Regions from separate parts of the Homo sapiens genome. Here regions 2, 3 and 4 are each linked to region 1. A link is a contact called in ENCODE Hi-C or POLR2A ChIA-PET data. All regions are on one chromosome and are shown on one strand. The core of a region is the stretch at or near the end of the contact, and the rest is flanking DNA. Distances in the headings are between cores, read along the strand shown. Region 1 has its middle 28 kb from the start of HMGN2. Region 2 overlaps ARID1A (AT-rich interaction domain 1A). Region 3 has its middle 4.8 kb from the start of CRYBG2. Region 4 holds the start of SH3BGRL3 (SH3 domain binding glutamate rich protein like 3).

The links. Hi-C counts contacts between places; a loop is a spot of excess contacts on that map. ChIA-PET counts read pairs that join two places held with the same protein, here RNA polymerase II (POLR2A). Pooled maps may share reads with other maps.
Region 2: a pooled map shows a loop between it and region 1 (8-fold over the local background). The contact joins two enhancer-like sites. A Hi-C loop is called at or near these places in 2 of 37 single-sample maps with no recorded cell type and 11 of 50 pooled maps. POLR2A ChIA-PET finds 5 or more read pairs at or near these places in 6 of 52 experiments (A673, HEK293T, activated CD4-positive, alpha-beta memory T cell and 2 more).
Region 3: POLR2A ChIA-PET joins it to region 1 with 19 read pairs in PC-9. The contact joins two enhancer-like sites. POLR2A ChIA-PET finds 5 or more read pairs at or near these places in 4 of 52 experiments (OCI-LY7, PC-9, T-cell and 1 more).
Region 4: a loop to region 1 is called in a pooled map, with 3 times the contacts of the local background. The contact joins the promoter of SH3BGRL3 here to the enhancer-like site in region 1. A Hi-C loop is called at or near these places in 7 of 50 pooled maps. POLR2A ChIA-PET finds 5 or more read pairs at or near these places in 3 of 52 experiments (GM12878, WTC11 and activated CD8-positive, alpha-beta memory T cell).

What each region holds. Positions count from the first base shown.
Region 1 is chr1:26,498,935-26,501,994 of GRCh38, reverse strand. No RefSeq gene overlaps it. Among named protein-coding and RNA genes, the nearest start is that of HMGN2, 28 kb to the right of the region's middle. RefSeq lists enhancers at 492-551, 1-622, 582-651 and silencers at 832-1,321, 1,532-1,711. Within about 2 kb of position 1,379, at least 38 of the 41 ENCODE cell types and tissues checked have a DNase peak (open chromatin) inside an H3K27ac peak, as active enhancers do; they include A673 and GM12878, where a contact is called at or near this core.
Region 2 is chr1:26,743,326-26,746,109 of GRCh38, reverse strand. The region is part of intron 4 of ARID1A (AT-rich interaction domain 1A); the gene reads right to left. Among named protein-coding and RNA genes, the nearest start is that of PIGV, 43 kb to the left of the region's middle. RefSeq lists an enhancer at 1,710-1,779. Within about 2 kb of position 1,374, at least 31 of the 41 ENCODE cell types and tissues checked have a DNase peak (open chromatin) inside an H3K27ac peak, as active enhancers do; they include A673, where a contact is called at or near this core.
Region 3 is chr1:26,357,588-26,360,313 of GRCh38, reverse strand. No RefSeq gene overlaps it. Among named protein-coding and RNA genes, the nearest start is that of CRYBG2, 4.8 kb to the right of the region's middle. RefSeq lists a silencer at 1,262-1,556. Within about 2 kb of position 1,358, at least 6 of the 41 ENCODE cell types and tissues checked have a DNase peak (open chromatin) inside an H3K27ac peak, as active enhancers do.
Region 4 is chr1:26,278,305-26,281,367 of GRCh38, reverse strand. It overlaps SH3BGRL3 (SH3 domain binding glutamate rich protein like 3), which reads right to left and starts at 1,282. Exons shown (of 3, transcript NM_031286.4): 1 at 1,165-1,282; 2 at 436-603; 3 at 1-310. The coding sequence starts at 1,212. The coding sequence ends at 245. CEP85 (centrosomal protein 85) reads right to left here. Exons shown (of 14, transcript NM_001319944.2): 14 at 2,560-3,063. RefSeq lists enhancers at 1-873, 874-1,761 and silencers at 1,001-1,450, 927-1,498.

The DNA.
Region 1 (3,060 bases), core at 130-2,629:
GGCTAATTTGTTGTATTTTTGGCAGAGACGGGGTCTTGCTATGTTGCCCAGGCTGGTCTCGAACCCCTGGCCTCAAGCAATCCGCCCACCTCGGCCTCCCAAAGTGCTGGGATTACAGTTGTGCCTGGCCACTTTTACATAAAAAAAACTTTTCTGAGGGAAAAACAGGCAGGAAGAATTTCCAGGTATTTCCAGGCCGAATGGCAAAACAAGATATGACAGAAAAAAAAAGGGCCCCAAGGACTCTGCACCTCGGTCCTATCCCTGTGCAGTTTGAGCTCTTCAGCCCTCAAAGTGCCCTTCTGGCCACCACCTGGTCCTCTTTTGCAAAGACTGCACGAGAAAGGAGCCAGCCGAGGTGCCCTCAGGTCCAAGCCCTTGTGACCTGGAGCTCTTTCTCCATGTGGCTTGAGGTCCCAAGGTTTCCCCAATGCCAAATCCTTTTGAAACTGAATATGAAGGAGGGGCTCTGAGGGACCCCCATCGCTTTGCCAGGTTTTCAGAGCGCGGCCCACCCTGCAGTTGTGGAGAGAGGGAGTCGTCGCGGAGTTCCCAAACCGCTGAAGGGCAGACCTGGACCGTTCCTGGAATGTGGGAAATGAGTGCGACGGCATACTGGGGCTGCATCAGCCCGTCTCTAGAAAAACCATCGCCTCCAGATCTGGCCCCCAGATTGAGTCCCAGGATTTCCGGGCTGGTTCCAAGAACCTGATCCGGAAAATGGGCGCGGTTCCTGTCTCCTCCCCCTTCCCCTCGGGCCGGTTGGGCACAGTACTTAGGACCCAAATCTGGACCTAATGCCAAGGCCGCCCATCCAGCGCCCAGACTCAGCTGGCCTTGCGCTCCCTGAAGCCACTCGCGGGTACTGGGGACGCCCCTCCCCGTCCCGCGGCCCCTACCCCCACTTCCGCGTAGTCCCGGCTCCCGTCACCCCGCGCGCGCCCCGCGGGAACCCGAGCCCGCCGACCCCGCCCTTCCAGGCCCCGCCCCCGGTGACGCCCCGCCCCGGCACGTGCGCGCGCGTGGTCTGCCAGCTTCTCTGGCCCTGCAAGGCGACCCCTAAGCGCAATGTCCGGGACCCGCGGTCAGAGGGCCGGAGTGAGGGTGGCAGCGCTCAGGGAAGGAGGCGGAGGCAGAGGCCTCTTTCTTCCCCCGAGGTGGAGAGGGCCCCGGGTCGGAGGAGCGAGGGCCGCACCGCTGGAGCCCACTCCCGCCTCCTTCCCCACGGGCCGGCGCACTTGGGAGCTGGACAGGACGCTCTTCCTGGGCTCGGAGCAGGCGCGGGCCCGGGTTGAGCCGAGCCTGAGCAGGGGCAGGCTCTAGCTGGCGGCTGGCCAGATGCCCTCCAGGTGCGCAGCGCGTGACCTGCGGCAGGGCGGGGCGGCCCCACGAGAGTTCTTCGAGGGTGGCGGGCGAGTCACGTGAGCAGGGGTTGGGGTCCGCCGGATAATGGGGGATGCGGGAGCCCGCTGGAGGAGTGGAGGGGCGCCTTGGGGAACGGCGGTTAAGCCCCAGCGACGCTCCTGGCCTGGATGTCGGGCCGTATCCTTGTCGAGGCTGGGGAGCTGGGCCGAGGAGCCCCATCCCGCGGGCGCCGCCTCCCAGGTGGGGCGCGGAGCTCGGCTCTGCGCCGCCACCGTGTGGCCGAAGGGGGCAGCGCCTGCTTGGTGCCAGGAGGCTCCTCGGGGCTGACGGCGGGGACTCGCACGAGGCACCGAGGAGCCTCTGGCGATCGGCTTTCGATACCCTGCCCCCTTCCGAGCTAGGGTCCAGGAGTGGGGTTGAGGTTGCCATGGCGACGGGTGCGCGGGCTGGTATCTTCCTCTGGCTGCTGTGGGGCCGGGGCGTGGACACCCAGCATCTGCCCTCACCCTGCTCACTGAATCACCTTGGTGTGGACGAGGATTATCCTTCCCAAAAGCAGCCAGGCCTCCCAACAACCAACCAGCTTTTTTTGTTTTGTTATTTTTTTAAAAAAAAATAGAGATAGGGTCTCGCTCTGTTGGCCAGGCTGTCCTCCCAAAGTGCTGGGGTTACAGGCATAAGCCCCCGCGCGCAGCCCCAGCTTTCTTTTTTTTCTTTTTGCTGGAGTTAAGCAGTATGATCTCGGCTCGCTGCAACTTCCGCCTCCAAGGTTCAAGCCGTTCTCCTGCCTCAGCCTCCCAAGTAGCTGGGACTACAGGCACGAGACACCACGCCTGGCTAATTTTTGTATTTTTAGTAGAGACGGGGTTTTGCCAAGGCGAGGCCAAGGCAGGTGGATCACGAGGTCAGGAGTTCAAGACCAGCCTGGCCAACATGGTGAAACCCCATCTCTACTAAAAATACAACAATTAGCCAGGCGTGGTGGTGCGCACCTGTAGTCTCAGTTACTCGGGAGGCTGAGGCAGGAGAATTGCTTGAATCCGGGAGGCAGAGGTTGCAGTGAGTCCATATCATGCCACTGCACTCCAGTCTGGGCGACAGAGCAAGACTGTCTCAAAAAAAAAAAAAAAAAAATACCTAGGGCCCCCAGCTGTAGTCATGTCCCATTCTGGAAAACACTACCATAGGGAATTACTGGAAGTACCCTGGGGAGGTAGGATGAAGCCACTGTTGGTTGAGCAAGGTTGTCTGTGTATCAAGTAAGGAGGCTTGCTGCTTTTCATAATTCTTTCTGAGCCCCAGATCTATCAGCATATCTGATCTTAACCTTCCCTGCTGGCAACACTTCGGTGACTCCCAGTTCTCTTCCAGACAAAGAGCAAATGTCTTAACATGGCCCGCAAGGCCCTTTGGGATCTTGAGATAGGTCCACCATGGCTCCACTGGGCTGGTGAATGAGGGAATGAGATAGGAGAACCAAGAAACAGGGAGGACTTCCTGGAGGAAGTGACATTTGAGCTGAAATCTCACCAATTTATGTGCGAGAACCAGGTGATGGTGGTGAAGCGCTTTCTAGGGAGAAGGAACAGCGTGTAAACAGTTCCTGAGACAGGAGGAAACCTTGTGCATGTGACCACCTGAAAGAGGCCTGAAGAAGAAACCGGAGGAATCTGCAGAGGCCAGATCCTGAGTGCC
Region 2 (2,784 bases), core at 125-2,624, 240 kb before region 1:
GAATACGGAAGGCAAAGTCCATTTTCTGAATATGGCATTTTTCCTTTTCTATTTTTTTGAGACAGAGTTTTGCTCTTGTTGCCCAGACTGGAGTGCAGTGGCACAATCTTGACTCACCGCAACCTCCGCCTCCCAGGTTCAAGCGATTCTCCTGCCTCAGCCTCCCAAGTAGCTGGGATTACAAGCACATGCCACCACGCCCGGCTAATTTTGTATTTTTAGTAGAGACGGAGTTTCTTAATGTTGGTCAGGCTGGTCTTGAACTCCCAACCTCAGGTGATCTCACCGCCTCAACCTCCCAAAGTGCTGGGATTACAGGTGTGAGCTACCGTGCCTGCGGCCTTTTCTTAAAGGATCTTTTTGCTGGTCTTGTACAGGAGTTGGTCCTAACAGTAAAAGCAACAGTAGAACCACTGGACTAGCAGTCAGAGAATCCAATGTTCTCATTTACTGAATGACCCTGGACAAGTCTCTTGCCCTTTCTGGGCCTTAGGTTCGTCATATGTAAAGTTGGGGGTGGGAGGGGAGACGGGAATGGGGTGTCAGTATTGTAAATATTCTGTTGGGCTAGTTCATGCAGCCTCCATTCTATTCTTTCTCTAATTGTAGAGGTTAAAAAGCTTAAAAACGAAATTTCCAAGAATCCCTTGGTTTTGGATACAATTCAGCTTCTGCTAATGAGAAGCTGACTCATGAGATTAGATCAAAGTAAGCAGAGACCATATTTCTGTCTCCTTTACTTGTTTCTGCAGGAGCATTTTGGTTCCATCCTCCACTTAACTGGGTGCTGGTTCTGGCGGCAGCAGCTACTGCTTCTTGATTCCAGTTTACTGATTCTGGACCACAGGTTTAGGGGTATGATTCAAGAGCAATCAATCTAATAGTAGCTCCGAGATAGACGTTCCCCTGGTAGGTCAAATCTAGGTTAAATCTGGGTCTGGTTTCTTGGAGGCCAAGCCTAGAGCAAGCTCCCTCACTCCTTCCAGTTGTAAGCCCAAATTCCCTATATTAAATCTCTCTCTTTTAAACATAGCTAGACCTAGGGTCCAGTACAGAAATCCTCTGACTCAGTATTATCAAATGATCCCAAAAGAGTGGCTGTAAAGGAAGAGAAAAAAGATTTATTCACGAAGCATATTTTTTGTAGGAAATGGGCAAGAGGGGGGAGCCTTAGGCCTTTAAATACATTTGTCCAGGACAACCTCCTTCACTTCTTCCCTTTTTACAACCTCACTGTACTTTCTCTCTCTCACCCTAAGCTCTGAGGGGGTGGGTGGGGGGTTTGAATTGCTCACACAGGATGGAGGGTTGAGTCAGCACACGCTTTCTTTTCCATCCCTATGTTTTCTGCAGCCTGTTATTCTGCTGAGGATGGCATAACCTGCCCAACTCAAAATAAGTATCACCTGGGCTTCAGGGAAGCTTGGGCCAGAGAGGATACCAAGTGTCTTCTTGAGTAGTAGGAAATACATTTAAAAGCTCCAGGTACAAAAGAATCAGGACATACCAGTCCCGATAGCTCTGTGTACTAATAAGTGAGGACAAGTTTGGCCCAACTTAACTTCCTACAGCAGGGCTGACGACAAACTGAAAAACAAGGTAAAATTCAAACGGTGTGCTTAATGGGGAAGAGGTACTTCCAGCCAGACCTCTGTAGGACTAAGTGACTCAAGAGCCATCATACTAGAGTTAAGGCTCAGTTGCTTTTCAAAGATTGAGGCTGTTCCGAAGGAAACAAAAGGTTCCAGCAAGAGGAATCTGTGTGAGACACACAGGCAGGAAGCAGAGCTGAGCCACCAGCGACTAGAATAGAAACAGGAAATGGGCCCAGGAACAAGCATACAGTAATCTGCTGCAAGCAGCACAGGCTCAGGCAGTCAGCAGGCAGTATCAGGGTTGGAACAGTGTGACTAAGATGGAGAAGCGGATTGGCCAGTCCAGCCCAGAGAACCAGCGTTCTAGAGAAGGGATGGCTACATGCACAGGGTACATGCTGCTCTTAGCAGTCTGGGCAGATATGACAGAGGGGGTGGGGATTTCCTTTTCGAGACTCTGAGAGAGCACCTGGGCTATAATTCAAGGGGAGCAGGCACAGATACATGGTCAGCTATAAAGAAAACAGGTCACCAACCTCAGAAAGACCCTGCTTCTCTGGTTACCAAAATCGCTAGTGACATTTCTGTTATCTTTTTGAAAATCAACCATCAAAAACCTAGATAAGGACTGTGGGCCCTCTCTCCTTCTATCATGAAATGAACAAAAGGGAACAGAAACTGTGTAAAATTAAAATCCTTCAAATGTTTTAATTTTTTTTTTTTTTTTTTGAGATGGAGTACTGCATCCTCTGCCTCCCGGGTTCAAGCGATTCTCTTGCCTCAGCCTCCCGAGTAGCTGGGACTACAGGCCCCTGCCACCACACCTGCCTATTTTTGTATTTTTAGTAGAGACAGGGTTTCGCCATGTTGTCCAGGCTGGTCTTGAACTCTTGACCTCATGATGACCCGCCTCAGCCTCCCAAAGTGCTGGGACTATAGGTGTGAGCCACCGTGCCCAGCCAAATGTTCTAATTTTTAAAGCATTTATTGAGAGGATTTGTCACTCCTCTCAATAAACCTAAACAACAAAACGTCAGCTCCCAAAGCTCAACTAGGTAGCAAGAATCTAGGAGGTATTCAACAAAGGTTTACAAATATCTGCCTGTTCTGGGCACAACATGACAGATGTCAGATACAGTTCAAGCAGAGGTACCAGCATAAGGCTATGCCAATATGAAAATGGGGAAGA
Region 3 (2,726 bases), core at 109-2,608, 140 kb after region 1:
CACGCCCCCGGGGTGGGGGCAAGGGCTCTTGCCGAACGTCTGGGGTCTGCGGTCCGAGGAGAACAATGAGGTTGGGGGTCCTGGAGAGTGCCCCAGGGCACGGGCAGCATCTGGATCGGGTCACCGCCCGCATGGGCTGCGGGTGGGGCCGCTGTTTGCTAGGGGGGCGGGCCGGAGGAGGCATTTCTCCGCAAATGCAGCGGATGCGGGTAGCCCCGGCGGTCAGGTGCTCCGACGGCCGGAGCCCCGGGTCTTTCACTCGCCATGGCCGAGCGGTGCGGAGGCCCGGGGGCCTGCCTGGCCCACCTTTTGGCTGGGTTAGGGGTCCGGAGGGAGCACAGAGGGAAAGAGATCTCGGAGGCCACATCCCGGGAGAGGTGAGGAGAGATGGAGAAAGGCCGCGTGGGGAGCCTCTGGGCCCTAGACCGTGTGTGTGTGTGTGTGTGTGTGTGTGTGTGTGTGTGAGAGAGAGAGAGAGAGAGAGAGAGAGAGTAGTGATCAAATAAGCGTGTATGTGTATCTCTCGAAGCATAAAAATATATGTGTCTTGGGAGTCCGAGGCGGGCGGATCACGAGGTCAAGAGATTGAGACCATCCTGGCCAAACAACATGGTGAAACCCCGCCTCTACTAAAAATACAAAAATTAGCTGGGTGTGGTGGCGCACTCCTGTAGTCCCAGCTACTCCGGAGGCAGAGGCAGGAGAACCGCTTGAGCCCGGGAGGCAGAGGTTGCAGTGAGCCGAGATCGAGCCACCGCACTCCAGCCTGGCGACAGAGCGAGACACCGTCTCCAAAAAAAAGAAGAAGAAGAAGAAGAAAAAAATATATATGTATACACACACACACACGTGTGTGTGTGTGTGTGTGTGTGAATGTACCACGATTTTGGATGTGAATGTGGAATGGTCCCTGTGCTCTTTTAAAACTTTACAACTTATGTGGACAGTTTCCTAAGTCAGGCAGGTAGCCTGCAGACGACAGAGACAGTTTAAGGGCAAAGGCAGTAGTTCTTCCCTCCCCTATGGACTTTGATTCTCGCATCACAGCTGATTTCTTCATATCCCTTTGTCATGAACCTGACAGGTTCCGTCTGAGACTGTACTGCATTTGCACTTAGATGCCACGGAGAGGTTTTCCCCTGTCGTCCCCACCCCTGGAGATAGCTCTAGATTGTAATAACAATAAGCCTTTATTTGCCACATGCTTCATACTTCACCTGGATTATCTCACGTAATCCTCACAGCAGCCCTATGAAGCAGGTATTCCACATGATTCAGATAAGGAAATGGAGGTTCAGAGAGGTGACGTCACCTGCCCAAAGCCACACAGCTGGGGCGTGGTGTAGCTGGGACACAGGCTTTGGCAGTCTGACTTCAGAGCCCACATTTCTGAAGCTTTGTTGCCTGCAGGGACTGCCAGACTGCAAGACCCGGCTCCTAGCTGTAGGTGCCACTGGTTATATGACCCTGAGCAGATTGCTTCACCTCTCTGAGCCCGTGCACTGGTAGCTGATGTCTGAGGGGTTGTGTGTGTGTGTGTTAGAGTGTTGTGGTTGATCAAATAAGTGTGTATGAGTATCTTGAAGCATAAAAATATGTGTATCAATGTACCACGATTTTGGATGTTAATGTGGAATGCTCCCTGTGCTCTTATATCCTTTATGTATTTACTTATTTGTTTTTTAAGATGGAATCTTGCTCTGTTGCCCAGGATGGAGTGCAGTGGCACTATCGCATCTCACTGCAGCCTTGACCTCCCCAGGCTCAGGTGATCCTCCCACCTCAGCCTTCTGAGTAGCTGGGATTACAGGCACATGCCACCACGCCGGGCTGATTTTTTGTAGAGACAAGGTTTCACCATGTTCCCCAGGCTGATCTCGAACTCTTGGACTCAAGCAGTCTGCCCACCTCAGCCTCCCAAAGTGCCAGGATTACAGGTGTGAGCCACTGCACCTGGCTCTCTTTTCTTTTGATTTTTTTAAATTTTTTTTTAATAGAATCAGGGTCTTGCTCTGTCACCCAGGCTGGAATGCAGTGTCACTATCATAGGACACTGCATCCTCAAACTCCTCCTGCCTCAGCCTCCCAAGTAGCTAGGAACATGCCAACATGTCCACCCAATCTTTTTATTTTTTGTAGAGTTGGAATTTGGCTATGTTGCTCAGCCTGGTCTCAAACTCCTGAGCTCTACTGATTTGGCTTGGCCTCCCATCGTGCTGGGATTATGGGTTTGAGCTACCAGACCCAGTCCCTTGTGCTCTTTTTTTGTTTTGCTTTGTTTTGTTTTGTTTCATTTTTGAGATGGGAGTCTCACTCTGTTGCCCAGGCTGGGGTGCAGTGGCATGATCTCGGCTCACTGCAACCTCTGCCTCCCAGGTTCAAGTGATCCTCCTGCCTCAGCCTCCTGAGTAGCTGGGACTACAAGCACGTGCCTCCACGCCCAGCTAATTTTTGTATTTTTAGTAGAGACAGGGTTTCACCATATTGACCAGGCTGATCTCGAACTCTTGATCTTAAGTGATCCGCCCGCCTCGGCCTCCCAAAGTGCTGGGATTACAGGCGTGAGCCACCGCGCCTGGCCCCTTGTGCTCTTTTAAAACTTTAAAATGTTTTAAACAGAAGGAAAAACATCCTGTGGAAGGCCAAGTCAAAAGGCAGGGAAGGCAGTATTGAGAATCCGAGAGCCCCACAGCTCCCCGGTCCTACATCCGTGAAGAGCATAGGGT
Region 4 (3,063 bases), core at 33-2,532, 220 kb after region 1:
CCAGCATTTGGGGCTGTTGCTTAAGACAATTTCTGAGACTAATGGGTAAGGAATGTTGCCTTTAGATGGAGGAGAGGGGACTACATTTAGAGAGGAGGGAGGAGAAGTGGCCTGCATTGGGGGAGGGACTCTAAGGTTAGGTTAGGAATGACAGGGAGTTGGTCAAAAGGTCCTTCATGGCCAGGTGAAGGCTGGGGGGAGTGTGGTGATGGAGTCCAGCAGGGGAACTCTGGACAGGCTTGACTCAAGCCAGCTTCAGGAACTCCTGCAGCGTGTTTTGTTCCACAGCCTCCACGAAGAGCTCATAGTCCTGGAGAAGGGGAGGCGAGGGGTGGTCACCTGAATGCAGGGGGCCCAAGTGCTTTGTGGCAGATATGACCCTGGCTAGAGTCCTCTTCCAACACTCCCCCCACCCCCCCGTCCCCCAGCCCATACCCCACAGTACTGGTCCCCGTTGACAATCTGGGGTGGGGTGGCCTTGGGGTTGCCTGCCAAGGCTCGCATCTCATCCCTCAGGGCGTTGTCCTGGGAGATGTCCACTAGCTGGTATTGGATGCGCTTCCCATCCAGGATTCGGGTCACCTCGCTCTGCTGGGACTTGATCTGGGGACAGAGGGTGGGTAGGGGTTAGTGGATAGGCTGGAGGATTTATGGGGGAAATGCTGGGCAGGGTGAGAGAGGCTGTGACCAGGAGCTTTTGTCCCCCCATTCCCCTCCACACTAGGGGAGGGTTCTGGCCTCTAGGAGTTGGGAGGATGAGTCAGGCTTGAGGTGGTGCAGGATGAAGAGAGGGATTATCAGCCACGGGGGAGGGGGTCAGAGTGAAGGGAAGTGGGATCAGGCTCAGGGTGGGGAGGGGAGGGGAGGGCAGGCTGCGGTCGTGGTCAGGGTCAGCCCGGTAGTGGGAGTGCAGAGAATGGGTGTGGGGTTGATGGGGGATGGGCACGGGAAGTTCATGCCGCGGCTGCAAAGGACCCAGGATGCCCGATGAAGACATTCAGGATGGGGCCTCGGGACCGGGTCCGGGAGACCGTGCCCAGCACCTCGCCGACGCACTCCCCCCACCCCGCCCCCGTCCTGGGGGTGGGTCCCGGGCGCTAGGGTCCAAAGCACCGGGATACAGCCCTGCGCTTTCCCCCAGCGCCAGTCCGGGCGCGCACTTACTTCGCGGGAGCCGGTGACCGACGTGCTGTAGACGCGCAGGCCGCTCATGCTGGGGGTAGACAGACGGGCCGGCGGGCAGAGGGCGGCGGTAGCGGCAGCTGCACTGCCGGGAGACGACGCCGCCGCCGTGCTCGGGAGCGGTTTCCTTCCTGCTCCGCCCGCCAAGTCATCGCGCTCGGGACCAATGGGCGGCGCGGGCAGGCGGGGTGGGACCTGCGCGACACCGCCCCGCACGCCAGAGGCCCCTTCCCTTCCCCCTCGGTTACCAGGCGCGCAACGGACCCGTCCCACGCAGGGCGCCCCTTCTGCGGCTGCCCTGATCGTCCTTTTCGGCCCTTCCCTGATCTGGAGCTCAGTGTGAGACTGGGGAGGGGCCTGGGTGGCAGGACAGGCCCGGGAGAGGGTCTGGCAGAAGCCTCCCTCTCCAGCCGCACACAGGTTTGGTGCATCCAACTCCCCAGCCACGAGAGCCGCTCTCTCCAGGAGGAGGTGCTCTAATAGCACAGGGAAGCTTGGGGCTTTGGAAGGTTTGAGCTGCTTTCAGACCCAAAGTTCTCTAAGAACCTTGCTCCAAGGGATCCCTCGCTCCACCACCCAACACGCACCACTAACCCTAGGGGATAGGAAGCATAGGACAGCAGGAAGAGCCCATGCTTAGAGATTTTCCCCCAAGTTCCTCTCCACTCAGGTGGGAAGGTTTAGACAAGGAAGGGTGATAGCAGGACGCAGAGGCCACACCCTCAAGGAACCAGATGGAGACCAAGGCTGACAGCTGGAAAGCGTGGCGGTAGAGGATGATGTCAGGACTCGAGAGCCTAGGCTCAAGCTGACCCTTAAGATCCACCCCAGGTCTTGGGGTGGTCCAAGCTCAACCCCAGCTCCATGCTGCAGATGGCATTCCCAAACTGCTACTACTCCCAGCAAGAATTCAGCGGTTGAGGGGGCAGACTCCAGCAACGAGCCCAACTTTGGAGACCTAGCTGTCTGGCACTCAACATCATGCTTCTCAGATGTCCCCCTGGTCCAGGGCTCAGGCAGGTTAACAGCCCAGAAAGACAACCCTTGCTCTGGTAAAGCCACTTCCTCACAGCAACCCAGAGGCTGCCAACTTCCTGAGAGGACTGCTGAAACTTTCCAGTGACAAACTTCTGTTATGACTCAGGGAAGGTTTGCCCAAGAGAAAGTGAGTGGGAAGAGATCTGGTTCTATAGAACGACAGAGGAGCAGAGGTGGCAGAGATAGATAGGGACATGAGGCTGGCTGGACCTGCCAAAGGTTCCTCCACGCTGCTGCCTGGGGGACCTGGCTGAACACCCAGGTGTTTGGCTCTAACAAGCCAAAGTGAGGGGTAGAATAGCGTGGTGGTGGTGATGGAAGGGTATGGAAAACTGAGGAGTCTGTTAAGATACTTTATTTTATAATCAAAATACGCAATACAAACAAATGGACATAACAAAGATTCATATAAATAACTGGTTATAAACTTTATGAGGAAAAATACCCGTCAGCATGGTGGCTGGGCTCCCAATGCACAGGGTGGAGACCAACCAGGCGGCTCTGCCTTTAAGCAGCAGGAGCCCAGAGGCTGAAGGGCTGGCTGGGTGGGGCTGCTCTGAATGGAAGGGATAAGTCACTCCATAAATAAAACACAAACTTGTAAAAACACTTAAGAAAGAGCCTCATTCAGGCCCAGGCATGAGGTCCAAGATGCTGCCAACAGCCCAAAGCTTAGCAAAAATCTTGTAGTGGCTGACTGGCCCACACGTGGCCCCTGCCTGGCCTGGCTCCAGATCTAGAGGAGGCACGGCTGGCCCAACAACCAGATACTAACAAGTGTGAGATGCTCCCTAAACCAGGAGGCAAGAAAAACCAGAGGGCAAAGGTCCCTCACTAAAGCCC